Linked DNA regions of Mus musculus: region 1 is linked to region 2. Evidence: chromatin loops called from intact Hi-C (ENCODE). Cell type or tissue: heart. All regions are shown on one strand. Each heading gives the region's core, and the rest is flanking DNA. Links, peaks and the distances in the headings are about the cores only.

Region 1 (5,000 bases), core at 1-5,000, 130 kb after region 2:
ATATGCGTAGCTTGACAGTCGCTATCCCACGTGGCCCTGGCCTGGCCTTCTGCTCCATCAGCCCTGTGCTGAAGCTGGCCACAGGGAACCACTATCAGCATCTCAGCAGCTGCTCAATCTATGCAAGCCTTCCTGTGTGTCCGGGGCGCCCCCCTCAGGCCCTCCAAGGAACTGCTGCAGCTGTTTTCTTCTGACTGTTGAGGCCCCTTTTCAACTGCTTCTCCGCCGTCCCCTGCTCTTTCCCCTCTTCCCCAGAACAAAATGATTCCTGAAAGGAAGGGTCGGTTGTTCCTAGGTAGAAACCTGGCACCTTTAGACTTTCATATTTGTAAACACATCCATTGAAGGGAAGCGTCTCCAGTGTCACTGAGACTGTTGGTGTGTGGAAGTGCACTACTGTCGCGAATTTACAGCTTTTTCACAGCCCCAATCAGAAATATGTCGGAAGGCTCTCTGCACCACCTCTGTTGGCTCAAAAGCAGAATGACTTCCACGCTTCATCAAATCCATTTAGGAAGCCGTTAATGACCTCCCTCACCGGCTCCCACTTACTCTTAAATTCCCAACTGTAGAGGCATTTTAAATATACTCCAGCCAGTGCAAGATTTTCACAGATGAAGTTTGCAAGTGGTTGTGCTGTGACACAGATGGGAAATTGTCCATCTCTCCTCTGAGGCAGAAGGGGATGAGCCATAAAACTGGATCATACATATTTCTGATTGGTCTGTTTCTTGCATATTCTTGGATCTTGTTTCTTATGCCCCTGCTCTTGGGGAGGTTGGTCATTAGCCCAGGCATCTCTCACTGTTCTGGCGGCTTGAGGGCTTCTCAGTCTGCGTTGAAAATGCAAGTTTAATTGGATCTGTCAAATTATATTATAGTACAACCTTTTTCTAGAACTGGCGTGTAAAAACCATACACTGCTCCTTGGTGGTGGCTCACTGGGACAAAAATAGGTGATAATGTCATGTCACTTTCTCAATTCAATGCAATTTCTACTTTTTTTTTTTTTAAACAGGTAATGTTTTCATAAAACTTTTTTCCACCAAAATCTGGGGTGTTTATTGTAGTATCCCCGTGTCCCTCGAGGTGCCAAGTCAGGGGCTTGCCCGCCCTTGCCGCGGGTGTTCTCAGGCTTCCCAAGGGCTGTGTGAGTCAACAGCCTGCATCTTTGGTTGTGCTTTGGAGAAAATGTCACTGAGGTTGGAGTCCCAGGTAGCTAGTCCCTTTTCCTGGGAATTCCCTGTTGCAGTTTGGGGAAGGTGGCTGGAAAACGGGCTTTTCTGGTTGCCTGGCTCAGATCTAGCCAGAAAAGGCCACAAACTCTTTTCTAACACAAACTAATCATTGGCCAGTGGTCTTGGTGACAAGTTTTTAAGTCCCAAATAGTTTTATTTGAATTATGTAAAAGTACCAAGTTTATTTTAAATGTAAAACATGGGAACAACGGACTTCCACTGAGCGATATGAAAACGTTACAGGTTCAGTACTTCCAAAGGAAGAAACCTCCAACCCCTAAAAAGAATAAATACGAATTTGTATTTTTGAAGAATGTGAAATAATAGTGTTTGCTTAATTGCTCATTTTGTATAAACTTAATATTGTACTTTAAAATATCTGCTATGAAGTGAAAATTTAACTTTTTGGAATTGAAAAAGCAATATTAAATACTAATGAAATCTTAATTAAATGCTTATTTAAATCTGGTAGTACATGTGGCATTACTTCCCATCCCTGTCCCTGGTTGACACTCTCTTCCCACTCCCAGCCATCAAGTCTTGGAGGGACAGAAAAGAAAGGTCAGTCACCAGGGTCTGCAGATTTCCTTTTAATCAAGACTCTGCTCAAGTGTTTTGTGGGGCTGAGAGCCCCCAAAGCATGAAATGAACATGTAATACCACCTGGAACCCCCAAAGCAGGCCAGACCACTCTGGCCAGCACTGCTGGCTTCCTGAATCCGAGTACTCAAGACTGGATGTTTGTTGGCTCCATTTCAAAGCACAGTACTGCCTTCAGCCAGGACGACGTGGGAGTGAACCCAGCTGCTAGTAGAGTTGCCATCCCAGGCTGAGGGCCAAGTACCAGCAACTGCCCGTGAAGACTGGCCCCTTTTAGTGAAGGGAGTTGGTCACAGTCCAGCCACTGGCCCTGGAAAGGGACAGAAGTCAGGGTGCCCGGCTAGGGTATGATCAAGACTCCGAGGCTCCATCGCCAGCATCCTTTGGAAGGCCACCTCTGGCCGATACAGATGGCTGGGGCGGCGCTCCAGACTTGGCTGAACCGTTCTAGTTGGAACAGAAAAGGGGGGAGGGGGGATGAGCCCGGAGGAAAGGCCTTAAGTTAGGCCCCACAAGAATAAGGCCACTTGGCATCTCGACAGTACCATGCTTTTTCAAAACCTCGCTCAGATCAAAGGAAGTTAAGCGGTGGGGATGCTCTTCCACCTGCCTCCTTTGGAGCGGGGTGGGGGTGGGGAGCGCGAGCTAGACCAGTGCAGTGAGTGGGAAGCGCCCACCTCCCCAGGTCCAGCCCGGAGAGGGCACTGGGCACTGACCCCGCCACCAGCCGGTTCTGGGCGCCGGCGGCCCAGCTGCCGCAGCATCTCCTCACAGGCGGCGATGGTGTCCAGAAGCTGCCGCTGCCGCTGCTCCACGGCGTCCAGCAGCTGCTGGGCGCGTTCATCTCGGGGCGGCTGCGGGGGTGGCCTCCCGCCGAGCCCCAACCCCGCCTTCCCACGGTCCACGCCGGCAGCCTCCCTGCCCGGGAGAGAGACGGCGTCAGGGCCCGGCGCTAGGCGGCGCGAGGTCGCGGCCCCAACCCACCGCCCCGCCGGCCCGCTCTCACCCCCGTGACCAGCCTGCGCCGGGACCCCACTCCATCGCCGCCCGTGCCACCCGCTCACCACCCCTCCGCAGTCCGCCCCCCGCGCCGCGCGAGGAGTCCGCTAAGCCGAGCCCCGCCCCGTCCCCACCGTTCTCCTTCAAGTCGCCTGGGGGTCGCGGTCCCTTTAAGCGGCCGGGAGCGGAGGCGGGGCCGAGCCTCGCGGGCCGGAAGTTGCGTCCGTGCGTCACTTCCTCCCGGAAGCGGCTCGGCACGGATGTCTACGGCGCGTCCGTGCGCGGGGCTGAGGGCCGCCGTGGCGGCCGGCATGGGGTTGAGCGACGGGCCGGCTAGTTCTGGCCGCGGCTGCCGCCTCCTACGCCCTCCTGAGCCCGCTCCGGCGCTGCCGGGGGCCCGGCTGCTGCGGCTTCCGGAGAGCGAGCCCGTGGAAGCCGCGAGCCCCGAGCGCTCCGGCTGGACCGAGGCGCTGCGGGCCGCCGTGGCCGAGCTGCGCGCCGGCGCCGTGGTGGCGGTCCCGACCGACACGCTCTACGGCCTGGCCTGCTCGGCGAGCAGCTCGGCGGCCCTGAGTTGCGTGTACCGCCTCAAAGGCCGCAGCGAGGCCAAGCCGCTGGCCGTGTGCCTGGGCCGCGTGGCCGACGTCTACAGGTGAGGCGGCCCCGCTGGGGGCGGCCCCGCGGGAGGGGTTTCCGGTGACAGCCTCGGGAGACCGCGGCGTCCGCCGAGCGCGGGAGGGGCTTGTCCTTGCTCCCCGAGGAGGAATCCGGAACTGGAGATTGGTCGGGAGCGCTGACGGCTCGCCAAGATCCGCTCTAGACAGTCGGTCGAGAAGCTGAGTTAGGCGAGCATGGCACTCTTCTCCCGGTGCCCTTGTGATGGGCGGAGGGGAGGCCCGTTTCGGGGTAACGCCTTCCAGATGATTAAACGGATTGAGATTGTATCCACGTGCCACGGCGCTGTGGTTTTGTCCCCCAAGACAGGCGGATAGACTTAAAGCCCAGGGTACTCTGTGGAGTCTGTCTTCTGCCAGAACTCCGAGGAAGAGGGAGTAGAGAGTCAGGTAGATCTCGTTCATTATACACGCGAAGGGGACCCCTCTCCAGCATCTGCCTTAAGTCCCCAGGAAAGGTCCATCAGGGTGATTTGGAGAGGATTTGTGCTCCTTTGCCTGCAGGTACTGTCAGGTGAGAGTACCTAGGGAGCTCCTGGAAGACCTGTTCCCAGGCCCTGTGACCCTGGTGATGGAGCGCTCCGAGGAGCTCAACAAAGACCTGAACCCCTTTACTCGTGTGAGTCAAGAGTTTTCCCTTTTCCTGCGATCTAAATCAGACGCTTGCAAGCCCTCGATGTCTTCCTCACGTTCTCTTTTCTTGCTTCCCAGCTTGTTGGCATCCGGATTCCTGACCATGCCTTCATGCTGGACTTGGCCCAGATGTTTGGGGGACCACTTGCACTCACTAGTGCCAACCTCAGCTCCCAGGCCAGTTCTCTGAGTGTTGAGGTGAGAATTGGCCCCAGCAGGTTAAACTGCTGTTTCCTTAAAATCAACAAGGCTAACACTGTAATGGGATTGCCTGGCAGAAATTTGGGCCTTTGGTGCATGGGTGAGAAGGTTACCCATTTGGTGTTGGTTAGAGGAGGGTATCCGAATGAATCTTGGAAGGGGGCAGGTGGTGTACTTGTAAGGCCAGGACAAGGAGGCTAGGGTAAGAAAATCTCAGTCAGCCTTAGTTATTTAGGGACACTTACTTTTTTTTAATGATTTATTTTTATTTTATGTACATTGCTGTTTTGCGCGCGCGCGCGTGTGTGTGTGTGTGTGTGTGTGTGTGTGTGTGTGTGTGTGTGTCTAGGTGATGGTGTCAGATCTCCCGACCATGGAGTTGGTGATGGTGTCAGATCTCCCGACCATGGAGTTGTAGACAGTTATGAGCTGCTGTGTAGGTGCTGGGAATTGAACCTTGGTCCTCTACAAGAGCAGTCAATGCTCTTGACTGCCGAGCCATCTCTTTGCCCCTGGGAGCTTTACTTATTTTTCTTTAGAAAGTGTTGGAATTGTTTTATCTTGATAGGCCAAGGGAGAGCAGGTGTGGTTTTTTGTATCGATGATAATAGAAAAGATGTCGGAGTGGTGGTGAGCATCTTTAATCCCAGCACTC
Region 2 (7,640 bases), core at 1,067-6,066:
AAGTGGACAGTCATGTCCACCTCATGCCTTCTCTCTTTCATTTTAAATATTTTATGCAATCTTTATTTTGCTTTTCTTTTTTCTTTTTTTTTTTTAGTATAGAATAGAGTTTATTTAAGGGAGGGGAGTTAAGAGGGTAGCAGAGGCAGAGAAAGGCAGATAGAAGGAGAGAGCAGAGAAATGGGGGCGGGCCATGGCCATGTGGAGAGAGGGGGGAAGGGAATTGGGAGTAAGGGGGCAAGAGGCAAGAGTGTAATAGGGTAAGAGTTTTTTTTTTTTTTTTGGTTTTTGGTTTTTTTTTTGTTTTTCAAGACAGGGTTTCTCTGTGTAGCCCTGGCTGTCCTGGCACTCACTTTGTAGACCAGGCTGGCCTCGAACTCAGAAATCCGCCTGCCTCTGCCTCCCGAGTGCTGGGATTAAAGGCGTGCGCCACCACGCCCGGCAAGAGTTATTATTTTTTTTTAAGATTTATTTATTTTTATTCTATGTAAGTACACTGTAGCTGTCTTCAGACACTCCAGAAGAGGGCGTTAGATCTCATTACGGATGGTTGTGAGCCACCATGTGGTTGCTGGGATTTGAACTTTGGACCTTCGGAAGAGCAGTCGGGTGCTCTTACCCACTGAGCCATCTCACCAGCCCGAGTTATTTTTTTTTAAGATTTATTTATTTATTATATGTAAGTACACTGTAGCTGTCTTCAGACACACCAGAGGAGGGCATCAGATCTCATTATGGATGGTTGTGAGCCACCATGTGGTTGCTGGGATTTGAACTTAGGGCCTTTGGAAGAGCTGTCAAGTGCTCTTACCTGCTGAGCCATCTCTCCAGCCCTATTTTGTTTTTCTTAAAGACTTATGTTTATGTGTGTGACTGTTTTACCTGTGTATATGGATGTGCACCATGTGATGCTTGGTTCCTATGGAGGTCAGAAGAAGGCATCAGGTCCCCAGGAACTGGAGTCATGGATCATGGTAAGGTGACATGTGAGTGCTGAGAACCAGATATTCTTAGCCACTAAGCCATTACACCAGTCCCTTCCTTCTTTATGGAGTATGATGCTCTCATGGGTCCGTATAGCATTCCCTCACTGCTGAACAGTATTGTCTGACAACATGGTTATCCATTCACCCATGCATTGGGTGTGTATGTATGTAAAAGTGGATAGCGTGAGCAGCGTGGGGTGAGGGCGGGGCTGTTCATCCCTTGGATCTGGAGATACAAGTGGCTGTGAGCCACCGACTTGCATGCTGGGAACTGGATTCAGATCCTCTGGAAGAGCAGCAAACGCTCCTCACTGCTGAGCCAGCTCTCCAGTCCCAACTAATGGGCCCTTGGGTTATATAGAGATTTTGTGAATTGTGAATAACAGGAACACAGGGTCGGTGTTTTCCCTTCTCTGCCTAGAGTAGGAATGGAGTAGAGTCCCTTTTCTTTTTTCTTTTCTTTTTTGTTTTTTGGTTTTTTGAGACAGGGTTTCTCTGTATATCCCTGGCTGTCCTGGAACTCACTGCTGGGATTAAAGGCGTGCACCACGACCACCTGGCCAGAGTCCCTTGTGTTGATGCTGAAACCCAGTGCCTTGGAGTGTGTGTGTGTGTGTGTGTGTGTGTGTAAGTGTATGTGTATGTATGTTTGTGTGAATGTGTGTGTATATATGTGTGTGTGTATATATGTATGTGTGTGTATGTGTGTATATGTGTGTGTGAATGTGTGTGTGAATATGTGTGTGTATATATGTATGTGTGTGTATGTGTGTGTATATATATATGTGTGTGTGTATATATGTGTATATGTATGTGTGCATGTGTGTGTATATATGTATGTGTGTGTATGTGTGTGTGAATGTGTGTGTATGTATTGTATGTGTATGTATATATGTATGTGTGTATGTGTATGTTTGTATGTGTTTTGTTTGTTTGTTGTTTTGAGATAGAGTCTTATCACATAGCTCAGGCTGAACTTGAACTTGTTCTCCTCTTGCCTCCATCTCCTAAGCGCTAGGATCACGGGTGTGAGCCACTTTGCATTGCGCCGATGCCTCTTTCCTGGTGCATGCACTGTCACACACTTGTAATCCCAGCTCTCTATACTGATTCACTCTCTGCCCCTACTCTGTTTGTTTGTTTGTTTGTTTGTTTATGTTTCGTTTGGTTTGGTTTCATGAGACTGGATCTCTATGCAGCCCTGGCTGTCCTGGAACTCACTATGTAGACCAAACTGGCCTAGAACTCACAAAGATCTGTTTGCCTCCACCTTCTGCCTCTTCTGCCTCTGCTTCTTCCTCTTCCTCCTCTTTTAAGGAAAGGCAGTCTAGATTTCATTTTCTAAGCCATACAGTGGCTAGGTGTGGTGGCTCATACCTGTAATTCCAGCAAGTGGTAGGCGAAAAGCAGAAAAATAAAGAATTACATGGAATTGGGGCTGGTGAGATGGCTCAGTGGGTAAGAGCACCCGACTGCTCTTCTGAAGGTCGGAAGTTCAAATCCCAGCAACCACATGGTGGCTCACAACCACCCGTAATGAGATCCGATGCCCTCTTCTGGTGTGTCTGAAGACAGCTACAGTGTACTTTACATATAATAAATAAATAAATCTTTTAAAAAAAAAAGAATTACAGAGAATCAGAAGTTAACCTGTGCTGAACAGCAAGCATATCATTGCTTGAGTGTACCACGTTTTTCTTAAAGACTCCTCTGCCAATAAACAAAGGTTGTGTTCAAATATGTATGAGTTTTATTAAGAACAAACCCACCACCATCTCCACTTTACTGACAAACACACTAAAGTCCAGACAAGGGGAAAACATCACCAGAGGTCACACACTGAAAACTACTGCTGCTTCCAGTTCCCCTTTCCGTTCTGTATCCTTCAACTTATCCGTTCCTGCTAGTGTGTCCCTGCCGGCCCAGCTTTCTGCAGCAAGCCCCGGGCAAGCCAGCTGTCTCTCAACCTCAGCCTACAGGATTCTTGCAGGCTTCTTAGAGACAGCCAGCTTTCAACGCGGAGGCAGCGCTCCTTCAGACCCCCAGCCAGCAGGGGGAAGCGTAGCCACGGTCGCGGATAGCACCCGCTTGCTCTCTTCGTGGTGTTCCTTTTTTCTTGAGTCCCCCAAGACACTTCCGGGACACGCGGAACTTTGGTGCAGCCGGATGCTGCGCGCTGAGACGCTGGCTGAAAGGCGGCAGGCGGTGTTTCCGGCAGTGTTAGTGGTCCGCCTTGAAACGCCGTGGCCAAGGGAAAATGGAGACAATTTTAGAGCAGCAACGGCGCTATCATGAGGAGAAGGAACGGCTTATGGATGTTATGGCCAAAGAGATGCTTACGAAGAAGTCCACGGTGAGTGAGCCGTGGTCCGGGCCGCATCAGGAGGCGGGCCTGGGTCCTTTGCCGAGCCCTCGCGCTGTATTTGGCCTCGGAGCTTCTCTGCGCCCCATCCTCACCCTCCTCCTAAGCTGGCTCGGCACTCTGGCCTCGTTAACGTCCTCCGAGGGCCCCTCAATCTTCCTGCTTCAGCCCCTGGGACCTAAACCAATAAGCGCATCACCCCTCGGGTGCTCTTTCCAACTGCTAAACTCAAAGTAACAACGTATGTGTTACCGTTTGCCTTTCTGCAGCTTCGGGACCAGATCAATTCCGATCACCGCACTCGGGCCATGCAAGATGTGAGTGCGCCGCCGTCCGCTTCCCCTGGGGTCGGGCTGGGCGGGAAAAGTGCAGGCTGGGAAGGTTGAGTGGCCCTGCGTGATTTCTACCCCTGAGTTCTTAGACAAGCCCCTCTAGGGTACCTAATCAGATGTCCTATCTCTGCCTCCCAAGTGCTGGGATTAAAAGTGTATGCAACCACCTCGGGATCAAGCTGTCTCTTAAAAGTGGTGGAACTTTGAAGACCATGTATCTCATGAGTTTTCCTTGGGTTTTGCCAAGACATCCTTTCTTGTTTACTTAGCCCTGTGGTACAAATTTGCTTCATTCTGATGGCTTTGCGCTTCTGTTTCAGAGGTACATGGAGGTCAGTGGGAACCTGAGGGATTTGTATGATGATAAGGACGGGTAAGTGACGGTCACATCCCTTCTAACAATTAGTGCTTTTGAGGAGCCCTGGTGAGACCATGGGCTGTGTGCTTTATGCTCTTCGGGTTTGTTGATATCTTGCAGACTGCGGAAGGAGGAGCTCAATGCTATCTCAGGACCCAACGAGTTCGCTGAATTCTATAACAGACTCAAGCAGATAAAGGAATTCCATCGGAAGCACCCAAATGAGGTAAGGCCTCCCAACTTAGTGTCCTTAGACCTGGCCGTTAACAAAAGGGAAAGATGCAAAGGAAATGGAGCTATGCCATGTAGATGTCACTCCAAGAAAGAACGTGCCACTTCACTGCATGTTAAGTGACATCCTCTTGGCATCCCTCTGCAGTAAGAGAACACGGTGAAGCACTAGGGCTGCTTCACAAGAATGTCTCCTACTCAATATACTGTGCACCTAGCTCTGCCCTGAAATCTACCAACACAGTGGTGCTCTGTTCACTTGCAGAGGTCGTTACCCCTTCAGGATTCATGTCCAATGCCAGCTTTTTCGTAAAATATCTCTTGGACTGCCTCCTCCAAAGGAGCCCTTCCTTAGCATGCTGTGTTTTGTGCCAATCAATGTCTGCCCGGCTATGCAGCAAGGGAAGTGGAGAACACTAAGTAGGCAGCTCTGTACACTCAAGGTCAAAGCCAAAGCAAGTCTTAGAAGCCCAGGCCTGTGTGTGCCTGAGACATCGCCAGGCCCACCTGAACTCTTCTCCTTCCCTCAGATCTGTGTGCCAATGTCAGTGGAATTTGAGGAGCTGCTGAAGGCTCGAGAGAATCCAAGTGAAGAGGCACAAAGTAAGTAATGGTTACTGTTTCTTCCTGGGGCTTCAGGCCATTCTCAGCTATAGAGCTAGGACCTATGGCTTGGTTTTTTTTGTTTTGTTTTGTTTTTCAATCTGTTTTTATTTTGTCTGTGTGGGTAATTTGCCTGCATATATGTTTGTATACCGTGTGTGTGTGTGTGTGTGTGTGTGTGTGTGTGTGTGTGTGATGGCCTCAGGAAGCCAGGAGAGGGAATTGGATCCACTCCGACTGGAGTTACAAATGGTTTTGAGCTACCGTGTAGGGACTGGGACTCAAACTCAGGTGCTGTGCAAGAGCAGCCAGTATTTCTAAATGCTGAGCCACTTCTCTAGGTCCTAGAACGTCGTGTCTCTAAAAACAAATAAATAAAGGCTGATTGTGGTGGAGTATACATTTAATCTCAGCTCTCAGTAGTTCTCTGAGTTAAATAAATGCCAGACCTTTTATTTTTTTAATTGTATGGTGAGTTAACATCTTTTTTTTTTTTTTTAATTTGTTTATTTGTATCTGCATTGGTGTTTTGCCTACATGTATCTGTGTTTGAGGATGTCAGATCTCTGAGTGGAGTTACAGACAGTTGTGAACTGCCATGTGGGTGCTAAGAATTGATCCCAGGTCCTAATGAAGGCCACTCATTGCTCCTAACCATTGAGCTATCTCTCCAGCCCCATTTTTTTGTTTTGTTGTTTGTTTTGATGTGACAAGGTGTCTCTGTATAGCCCTGGAACTCACTCTATAGATCAGGTTGGCCTCGAATTCAGAGATGGCCTGCCTCTGCCTCTCTAGTGCAAGAATTAAAGGCGTTAAAAGTGTGTACCACTGCCCAGTTTGCTTTCTCTCTTCTTTTCTTTTCTTTTCTTTTCTTTTCTTTTTTTTTTCTTTCCTTTTCCTTTCCTTTTCCTCTCCTCTTCTCTTCTCTTCTCTTCTTTTCTTTTGTTCTTTCGTTCTTTCTTTCTTTCTTTCTAAAAGATGGGATCTCAGGGCTGGAGAGTTGGCTCAGTGGTTAAGAGCACTGACTGCTCTTCCAGAGGTCCTGAGTTCAATTCCCAGCAACCACATGGTGGCTACAGTATGCTCATATAAAGATAAGTAAATCTTTTTTTAAAAAGAAAGAAAGAAAAAAAGGGATCTCTCCATGTAGTACTGGCTATCTTGAAACCTGTTTGGACCAGGCTGGCCTCAGACTCACAGAGATATGTGCTAATAATCCTGGTTAGTCTGTTTATTAGTTTGTTTGTTTAATTGTGTATGTGTGGTGTGCATACAAAGGCGTATGCGTAGGGGCATGTGTGTCAGGGACAACTTTATGAAATTAGTTCTCTCCTACTTTTACCTGGGTTTTGGGGTATGACCTCAGGCCTGAGAATGATCTAGCTGGCTTTTCTTTTCTTTTTTTTTTTTTGGTCAGGGACATACTATGTATTTCATACTGGCCCTGAACTCTGTTTTTTCGATGACACATGCCTGTATTCCCAGCACGTAGGTAGAAGCAGGCAGATGAGTCTGCGGCCAATGTAAACTACCTGAAACCCTCTGTAATCCCCACCTTCTAGGACCTCAGGAATTGGTAGCTGGGTTCCTACACTATATTGACACCCTGATGATCTTGCACAAAATGCTTCTTTGTGTTCTCTAAGCTTAAAGTGAAAACCTACCTCTGTCATTTGATGAGAGCAGAGAGGACATTAAGTGACGGGCTACCTCGTAGAACTTCTAAAAGATAGTGCATTTGAAAGAGCAAGTTCAAGAAAGTAGCCTATAACATCTGAATCATTGACATGTGTGATTCCTTCAGACTTGGTGGAGTTCACAGATGAAGAGGGATATGGTCGCTACCTTGATCTCCATGACTGCTACCTCAAATACATTAACCTGAAGGCATCTGAGGTAAGGCCTGGAGAGTGGAGAGAGTCTCATTCTTGGGACTAAGTCAAGATAAAGCAAGTAGGGAGTCCCCCACCCCCAAGTAACTTATGTAGATATTAAGTAAATAACTCTATTTCATGGATTAAACACTATTTATAAAGAAAGTCAGGGTCGGGGCTAGTAAGATGGCTCAGTGGTGACTCACAACCATCCGTAATGAGAAACAAATAATAAAGAACCTATGGACCAGAGCGAGTGGGGCCAAGAGCGAACGGGGACTGGAGCAAGTGGAAGAAAGGGAAGGGGGAAGAAGAAAAAAAGAAAACAGAAGAAAAAGAAAAAAAAAGAAAGTCAGAGTCTTACAGTTAATATAGCAAGCCTATTATTTTGTTTATTAATTTGTTCATACAACAAAATTACTTTTGTAAAAATAAACTATCTGGGCAGTCCTATAGCCCCTCAGGGTGGTTGTAGGCACCTGGGCACAGCAGCATCAGGTGATTGAGCCTCCAGCCTGGTAAGCGTACGCCTAGCCACGTGCCCCCTTACCCCTGGGCTCTGCACCCTGATGTTGCATGAGTACTAAGCCGGGTTGGATCGATGGTGAAATACTTCCTGGGCCAGAATGTGCTCCTAAGTTCCTGGGACCAAGTGTTCGCTGCCTTCTGGCAACAGTACCCAAGTCCCTATAGCAGACATGTCTTGACCAAAGACACAGTGCACCAGGAGGTCAGCCCTGTCCAGAGGCTTCTGACCCAGACCAACAAGATGCCACATTGAGCAGAGCGACTGTTTCCTGCCATTGCTGCTCACTCAGCATACGTCCTGGAGGACTCTGTTGTGGACCCACAGGATCAGACCATGGCCACCTTCACCTGGAACACCAACCGTGC

The links. A loop is a pair of places that touch in the nucleus more often than their neighbours do. Peaks named below come from ENCODE experiments on the same cell type or tissue, not always from the same donor. Only the 100,000 strongest peaks of a DNase experiment are listed, where the experiment ranks them.
Region 1: a loop joins it to region 2, with 9 times the contacts of the local background. A loop is called at or near these places in 14 of 42 quality-filtered maps.

What each region holds. Positions count from the first base shown.
Region 1 is chr4:124,847,678-124,852,677 of GRCm38, forward strand. It overlaps Mtf1 (metal response element binding transcription factor 1), which reads left to right. Exons shown (of 11, transcript NM_008636.4): 11 at 1-2,123. 1110065P20Rik (RIKEN cDNA 1110065P20 gene) reads right to left here and starts at 2,887. Exons shown (of 3, transcript NM_001347196.1): 1 at 2,845-2,887; 2 at 2,555-2,756; 3 at 1,808-2,285. The coding sequence starts at 2,879. The coding sequence ends at 2,190. Yrdc (yrdC domain containing (E.coli)) reads left to right here and starts at 3,082. Exons shown (of 5, transcript NM_153566.2): 1 at 3,082-3,489; 2 at 4,016-4,130; 3 at 4,223-4,342. The coding sequence starts at 3,098. In heart, for the core only: a CTCF peak has its summit at 2,770; DNase peaks (open chromatin) are centred at 154, 2,174, 3,074 and 3,614; H3K4me3 peaks cover 2,771 bases; H3K27ac peaks cover 2,406 bases.
Region 2 is chr4:124,711,652-124,719,291 of GRCm38, forward strand. Sf3a3 (splicing factor 3a, subunit 3) reads left to right here and starts at 3,210. Exons shown (of 17, transcript NM_029157.3): 1 at 3,210-3,339; 2 at 3,618-3,665; 3 at 4,001-4,053; 4 at 4,159-4,264; 5 at 4,800-4,872; 6 at 6,677-6,768. The coding sequence starts at 3,244. It also overlaps the pseudogene Gm12917. In heart, for the core only: a CTCF peak has its summit at 3,027 (motif pointing right); a DNase peak (open chromatin) is centred at 3,120; H3K4me3 peaks cover 1,656 bases; H3K27ac peaks cover 1,309 bases.